2 separate regions of the Mus musculus genome follow, and region 2 is linked to region 1. The links are chromatin loops, found by intact Hi-C in ENCODE. Cell type or tissue: left cerebral cortex. All regions are shown on one strand. Links, peaks and the distances in the headings refer to the core of each region. The heading gives the core; the rest is flanking DNA.

What was found. Peaks named below come from ENCODE experiments on the same cell type or tissue, not always from the same donor. Only the 100,000 strongest peaks of a DNase experiment are listed, where the experiment ranks them.
Region 2: it touches region 1 in a loop (2.7-fold over the local background); 1 of 42 quality-filtered maps calls a loop at or near these places.

Annotation. Positions count from the first base shown.
Region 1 is chr2:26,350,021-26,353,685 of GRCm38, reverse strand. Dnlz (DNL-type zinc finger) reads left to right here and starts at 1,576. Exons shown (of 3, transcript NM_026828.3): 1 at 1,576-1,913; 2 at 2,212-2,351; 3 at 3,128-3,665. The coding sequence starts at 1,674. The coding sequence ends at 3,281. It overlaps Card9 (caspase recruitment domain family, member 9), which reads left to right. Exons shown (of 13, transcript NM_001037747.3): 11 at 672-745; 12 at 1,125-1,201; 13 at 1,275-1,499. The coding sequence ends at 1,374. In left cerebral cortex, for the core only: CTCF peaks have their summits at 1,330 and 1,529 (motif pointing right); DNase peaks (open chromatin) are centred at 1,577 and 2,052; H3K4me3 peaks cover 2,292 bases; H3K27ac peaks cover 2,046 bases.
Region 2 is chr2:26,152,064-26,155,728 of GRCm38, reverse strand. No RefSeq gene overlaps it. Among named protein-coding and RNA genes, the nearest start is that of Tmem250-ps, 13 kb to the right of the region's middle. In left cerebral cortex, for the core only: CTCF peaks have their summits at 1,547 (motif pointing left) and 2,240 (motif pointing left); DNase peaks (open chromatin) are centred at 1,520 and 2,246.

The DNA of each region.
Region 1 (3,665 bases), core at 497-2,996:
TGTGGGCACACAAGGAGAAGGATGCAAGAGCAGCCAGCTCCCTTGAAGGCATGCCAACAGTTAGGCACAACGAAAATGAGAGGGGAAGGGGGCAGGGCTGCTGGGACGGGGTTGTTCTCACACCCTGAGCCCTCCTTGGATATAATTGTTTCTTGATGTTCATAGCCTTCCCTGCACATCTTCTACCTAGAGGCTTGAGCCTTGGTTTGCCCAGGACCTGGGGCATGCTGGCTCTGGCTACCTGGAATGATTATTCTTCTAATTAATATGGTGTACTTGCACTAACCCAGGCCCCCGATGCCCTGAGCTCTCCACTGAGGCTGCCCCCACACCACCCATGGGAACCACTAGACACAAAAATGTTGCCAAGCTAAAAGGGACATGGACTGGGGCATGCATTCGCAAATAATCATGGGGACCTGGAGTCTTTCCTAGCCATCTGTCCTTGTGTTTGGTGACAGTCAGCTTGGGCGGTATGGGTGACTGATGGTAGGAGCCCTGTTGATGTAGCAGTCAAGGGCTCAGCCTGTTTCTGTGAAATGCAGTCCCCACTGGACTCATGCAAAGGTCCCAGCCCGTAAGGCTGACCTAGGCTAATGCTAGTTGGGCTGTTTGCAGAGGGAGGTGGCCATACCAGATGGGGCCCCCATAAGCACAGATCTTCCTTTCAGGTGTACTGGCAGACAGGGAGAGCCCAGAGCAGCCCTTTATGGCTCTGAACAAGGAGCATCTTTCACTGACCCATGTAAGGCTGATTGGGGTTCCCAAGAGCCCTGGTTACTACATGGCTGATCCTGGGGAGGAGGGTGACGCCACTGGACAGCTGGGGATCACAAGGTCTTTGGTAGTGTATGGGTAGGATGTAACATTTGGATAGTGGGGTGGTTGGACAGGGGAGGGGACAATGTAAGGACACCCATACTGCTGTTCACTGCAAAGAAGTCTTCCACTCACCTGGCTACAAAGGGGTTGTCACCCCACGCTCAGTCATCTCGGAGTCCAGCAGACCCCACGGCCAGCTAGCTATGCTCCACACCTGCTGGAGTCCCAGGGCTGCCGTGGTAAGGCCACGGTGTCCAGCTGCCCGCCCCGTTGTCCAGCTGCCGGCCCCGTTCCTTCTCTAGGGCATGGGGCCCAGCAGCAGCGAGCCCCCGGAGAAGGAGCGGCGGCGCCTCAAGGAGAGCTTCGAGAACTACCGCAGGTGTGGGGCGGCGGGCAGGACGGCTGGCGGGTGGGACACCTGTGCCTACCTGCTCACACTGCGGGCCCCACAGGAAGCGGGCGCTCCGCAAGATGCAGAACAGCTGGCGGCAGGGAGAAGGGGATCGCGGGAATACGACAGGCAGCGACAACACCGACACCGAGGGCTCCTAGCGAACCGCGCCGAGGCTGAGCATCTGTGGAATTGTGAAAGGATGCTGCGGTTTTTTTTTTTTTTTTTTTTTTTTTACTGTATTAGAATTAGAAAATGCAACTAAATAAAATAATCACCGAGCTGAGCCTGTTGGTTGGATATGCAAGCGGGGCGACACCAGGGGGCAACAGAAAGCAGTGCACCGGTGGCGGATGGAAGCCGAAGAGGGCCGCTTCCGGCCGCTGCGCCCGTTACCAAAATGGTCGACGCAGCTTCACGGGGCGGTGCAAGAAAAGGTGGCTAAGGATTCGCAGGCGGGATGTTGCGGACAGCGCTGAGCCGCATGCCGACACTACTTCGTAGTGTGCGGACCCGGGATTCCGGACCGCGGCGGCTTTGGGATTTGGGGGCTCGCCTAAAGACCGCGGAGAGACTTCGGGGCTGGGCCTGGGGCTGGGCCTCGGGCTGGCGGAGCTCGAGCTCCGCGCCGGGATCAGGGCGTGCGGCGGCGCTGGGGCGCGTGGAAGCGGACCACTATCAACTCGTCTACACCTGCAAGGTGGGCGCTGTCGGCAACACCTGGTGCTGGCTGGTTTCCTGTTGGTGTAGGGTCCTGGCAGAAACGTGGAAGTATCCTTCGGACCAGGGAGGAGGCGGAGTCTTTACAAATGGCTGGGTGGGAATGAGGCACAGGGCCTTCTAGGTTGGGTTATCAGGAGACAGGCGTCTAGAAATGACGCCGTCGCCTAGGTGGGATCATCAGAGAAAGGGTTGAGGCTGTCCCTCGGGATGGAGTTAGACCTTGGGAGAGACTTTCCTGTGTATGCCTTGCCTGACCACCTCTCTAACCCAGCTAGGTCTGTGGGACTCGGTCATCCAAGCGCATCTCAAAGTTGGCCTATCACCAGGGCGTGGTCATCGTGACTTGCCCTGGTTGCCAGAACCACCACATCATCGCAGACAACCTAAGCTGGTTCTCTGACCTGAAGGGGAAGAGGTGAGGCCAGCTGGGAGGGGTAGGAGACAGTAAGATTGTGGCCCTGTGTGAGCCTGGATCCATTGCCTGGATCTCTCTACCTGGACAGCCCAGCTTCCACGTGGACCTGGAAGCAGTTGAATTTGAACTTCAGATGAACCATGAATGGCCCCAAATATGGCAAACTAGTTCTATGGCTCTACCTCTGTCACTGCCTGACCTCTGATCTCGCCAGGGGCCTTATCAATCTCTAGTGGAGGCTTTTTGTCCTCTGCCAACTCAGGGCAGATGGAAGGGTATGTGTCAGATTATGGACTGGGGCAGCCTTCAGTGGTGTTCCCACTTTTGGGAGAGCAGTGGGGAGGGCCAGGAGTCAGTTTGGAGGCTGTGCCTGATGCCTTCTTAATGTTCTATGAGGAGGGATCAGTGGCAGGAGTAAGGGCAGAGCCACAGAGGAGATAGCCTGTGATAAGTGTGCAGGCCTTGGGTCTCTAGGGTTCGCCTCTTAGACCTGGACTGCAGAGAAATCTCAGCTCTGATATGTAGGGACAAGACTGAAATGCAGGGATGGGTGTTACCTGGTGAGAGGCAGGGCCACGGCCCTTGGTGGTACACTGTACGAGAGAGATGGCTTCTGAGGACTTGTTAACAGATACATTTGGTGAAGGTGCCATTAGGTGCCTGCAAGGTACTGGTGTCACTTGGATGCTGGGACAAGTGTTCCAGGCCCAAGATGACCATGGGATGCCCTTGAGGGAGCCCAGAGTAAGGCTGATGCTGCTCTTACTGTCTTGCAGGAATATTGAAGAGATCCTAGCAGCCAGAGGAGAGGAGGTACGCCGAGTGTCTGGTGACGGTGCCCTGGAACTGATTCTGGAGGCTGCTGTACCCCCTGACACCCCAGAAGGGGATGAGGATCCCCCCAACCCTGGCAAGATGGGACAGAGCTGATCTGCATACTCCTACAGCTGCAGACTCCAGTCTTCCCAAAAGTCGCTCCCTTCACTTGGAGCCTCACAAGCCTGCTGCTGTTCCTTGTCAGTAAAAAGCCATCACCTCCAGGCACCGGGCCTGGGCTCCTGTTTTTCTCTTGTGAAGTCAGAACAACTCTGTGGCTGTAGGAGCCCAGCCTCATGCCCACCCATGATAGCCACAGTGGTGGCTTCGGGGGTGGCTTTGTCCCAGTGCAGTCGGTCTCCTTCTTAAGTAGGGCTGGATCTGGTCTTGAGTTAGGCTCGTGGCCTCAGGTGGTTTTTTGTTCCTCAGAGCTCTTTACTTCTTCCTTCTATATGACCTGCCTCCACCCCCACCCCACCCCCAGCCCTGGTGGCTTCT
Region 2 (3,665 bases), core at 539-3,038, 200 kb after region 1:
GCAGGAAACTCTCTGAGTCCGAGGCCAGTCTGGACTACAGAGCTAGTTCCAGGTCATCCAGGGCTACACAGAGAAACCCTGCCTCAAAATAAAATAAACCTGGAGCAAAGGCCACAAGAGATGAGTAGCAGGCCCAGAGTTTATGGTTGTGCAATGCTCTTGGAGCCCTGTGATTGACATATATCACACACCCCTGTCAAACCCACAAACCCTCAGACTGTACAACATCAAGAGGACCTTTGTGGCGCTGTGAACTTTGGGAAAGGATGAGGTAATCCTAAAACTGCTCCAACAGGTAAACCCCTCTGTAATTTAAAGATACAGTCTGTTTTTCATTATTATGTTTTTTTTTTTCTTCAAAGAGACAGGGTCCCTTGTAGCCCAGGCTTGCTTTGAACTCAATATGTAGGTGAGGATAGCCTCGAACTCCTGACTCTTCTGCCTCAACCTCTGGAGTGCTATGGGATTATAACCATGTGCCACCACACCCAGTTTACGCATCATTGGAGTTGAACCTGGGGCTTCATGGATGCTAAGCCAGCTCTCTACCAACTGGACCTCAGCCTCACTCCAACTCTTTCATTGGCCCACCATGTCCTTGTAAGAGGCTATTCAGATTGTTCAGACCTAACGGAACTTCTCAGAACCCTAGGAGCACCTGGGGTGCCAAGACCTTCTCTATGCTGAAGACCTATCTGACCAACAGATGTTTGCTGAGATGCAGCTGGTGACAGAAGTGCATAGGAGTATGAGCACCTTGGTCCACGCTGCAGCCAACACTCCAGGTGAGAACAAGCCCAGCCAGTCACAGGATTGTGGAGTTGATTTCCACGTCTGCCTGTGACAATTGCACCAACAGTGGCTAGGAGCCAGGAGGTCTCCTTGCACACGTGCTGGGCCACTGAGAATGTAGCAGTTCTCTTATCTACCAACACAGGCTTTACCACTAACAGTTGCTCCTGGCCCTCTGTGCCCAGCAGCCTGTGTGAACCAGCCACACTCACCTCATTGGACAGATGGTCTAACACTTGTGTCCTCTGTGTCCACCGAGATGGAGAACACCGTGAGCATCCTGGAGGAACCTGGCCCTGCCTTGTTTCCACCACAGATAACTGAGTGTAAGCCCTGCACTCCAGCCACCAGCTTCTCCACATGTGTGTCCTCCATCTCCTCATCTGGGAAAGGTATGTGTGTCTGTGTGTGTGTGTCGGTGTGTGTGTGTCTATGTCTATGTGTGTGTGTGTCTGTGTGTGTGTCTGTGTGTGTCTGTGTCTATGTGTCTGTGTGCGTGCATGCGCATGTATGCCAGGAGATGAACCTTAGGAGCCTGGGAGTGATCTTTGCAGGTGTGCAAGAAAGCCTGTAGCCATCCACAGGATAGCTCCTCCTTTCATAATAAAGCAGTGTGGGCTACTCCCCTGCACAACTGGGGTGCTGCACAGAGGAGCTGTCACCTGCTTTGTCACTACCACTCCCATTCCTCCACTGCACCTCTCTTTACAGGGCGAAAAGTGGAAAGAAAGCACAAGACTGCCCCCTAGTGTTCTTATCAGAAAACTGCTCCAGTCTCCTTTAGCTCTTCCAAAAGTAGCAAGCTCAGACTGAGCTCTTGAGGTGTGAGACCCTCTCACTGGGGTCTCCGGGAAGCAGGCCCTCTAGAGGTCAGATGGGGACCCAACCCACTGAGTCAGAGCACTCAGGAGCTGTGGGGACCTGCAGCGTGGTGTCGCTCAGTACTCCCACACCCCTGCCTTCTAACTGACTCCACCCTAGTCATCTGTGACAGGGGTATAAGCCCTGTTAGGCTTGGTGTTCACCATCACCCCCCATCCAAAAATTCCCCTGGGTGCTCCAAGGAAGCCCGGACTTCTGTAGTCAGAACCCACCATCTTGCTGAGGTCCCCAAGTCAGGGTCCAGCATGGATGCTACTCACTGAAGGCCCCATATTCCATCTTTCTAGATTGGAAGTAAACTGAAGCACAAAGAACTAGGTGATCCGAGTGAACTGAGGTACTCAGAGGTGAGCCAAGGTGAAATGAGGTAAATGGAAATAAACTGGGGTGACATGAAGCAATATGCTGGGATGTTCAGTGACCCTAGGTGAGAGGAACAGTGCTGAAGTGCATGAGCTGGCCGTATAGCAGTTCAGAGACAACTATGGATAGAGCTGAGATCTCCACCAGCCCCATGCCAGCAGAGACTGACGCCTTAGGCTAACCCCAGCTCAGACCAGATGCGCCTCCTGGTGGCTGAGCCTGGACCTCTGGCCAGCCCTTAGGGCAAGTCCCCAAGTGGTCCTCCTAGGCCCTCTGGCAGGCCAAGAACTCCCATGCTGACCGCAGGCTCTTTTCTTAGAATACAACTCAGAACCTTGCTAGAAGGCAGAACTATTTACAGTTGGCTGAGAGAGACAGAAGGGAGTGGCTGAAATCTCAGGTGATGTTCAATAGGTAGACCTGGATTCCCCTCCACTTCAGGTAAAACCCAACTTTGAGGCACCAAGAGGCACCAAGAACAGGTTGAAAGATCTGCCTCAAAAAAAAAAAAAAAAAAAAAAAGAATAAGAAAAAAAGAAAAGAAAAGAAAAAGGAAGGAAGATCTGTCTCAGGATACAGCCTCCCACCCTGGACCCCCTTCTAGAGATCCTCGGTAATATGAAAAGGGGCCAGGGCTACACAGAGAAACCCTGTCTCAAAAAAAAAAAACAAAAAAAAACAAAAACAAAAAGAAAATGAAAAGAAAATCAAAGAGGAAACAAACGTCCTGCTTCCTCTTCTCTTTCCTCTTCTTCTCCCCTCCCCTCCCCTCCTCCTCTTTCCTCCTCCTCCCCTTCCTCCTCCTCCTCTTTCCTCTTCTTCTTCTTCTTCTTCTTCTTCTTCTTCTTCTTCTTCTTCTTCTTCTTCTTCTTCTTCTTCTTCTCTTCTTCTTCTTCTTCTTCTTCTTCTTCTTCTTCTTCTTCCCTCCCTCCCTCCCTCCCTCCCTCCCTCCCTCCCTCCCTCCCTCCCTCCCTCCCTCCCTCCCTCCCTCCCTCCTTCCCTCTTCCCTCTTCCCCTCTTGTTTGGTTTACTTTTGAGGCAGGTTTTCTCTGCATAGCCCTGGAACTCACTCTGTAGACCAGACTCAAACTCAGAGATCTGCCTGCCTCTGTCTCCCAAGTGCCACCACCACCAGTAATTCACTGTGCTATCTCACTGCACCCAGGACCATCAGTCCATGGATGGCCTCATCCACAACACAGGGGGCCCTCCCACATCAATTATCAACCAAGAAAACGTCCTTTAGAACAACCCCACAGAAGCATTTTTCTAATTCATATTCTTTCTTTCCACCACAGATAGTGATGCCATGGCCCATGCTGTAGCCAGACTTCCTTGATCTGTGCTGCTGCTGACTACACAGGGCAGGGGGCTTCTTCTGCCAGGGTGTGGATGACTGCAGACTTATAGTTAAGAATGAGAGATGCCAGGCAGTGGTGGCGCATGCCTTTAATCCCAGCACTTGGGAGGCAGAAGCAGGCAGATTTCTGAGTTCGAGGCCAGCCTGGTCTACAGAGTGAGTTCCAGGACAGCCAGGGCTACACAGAGAAACCCTTTTTCAAAAAAAAAAAATTAGAATGAACGATCAGAAGGTTTCTGTGACAACTTCTTTCCCCAACTCCCTCCCA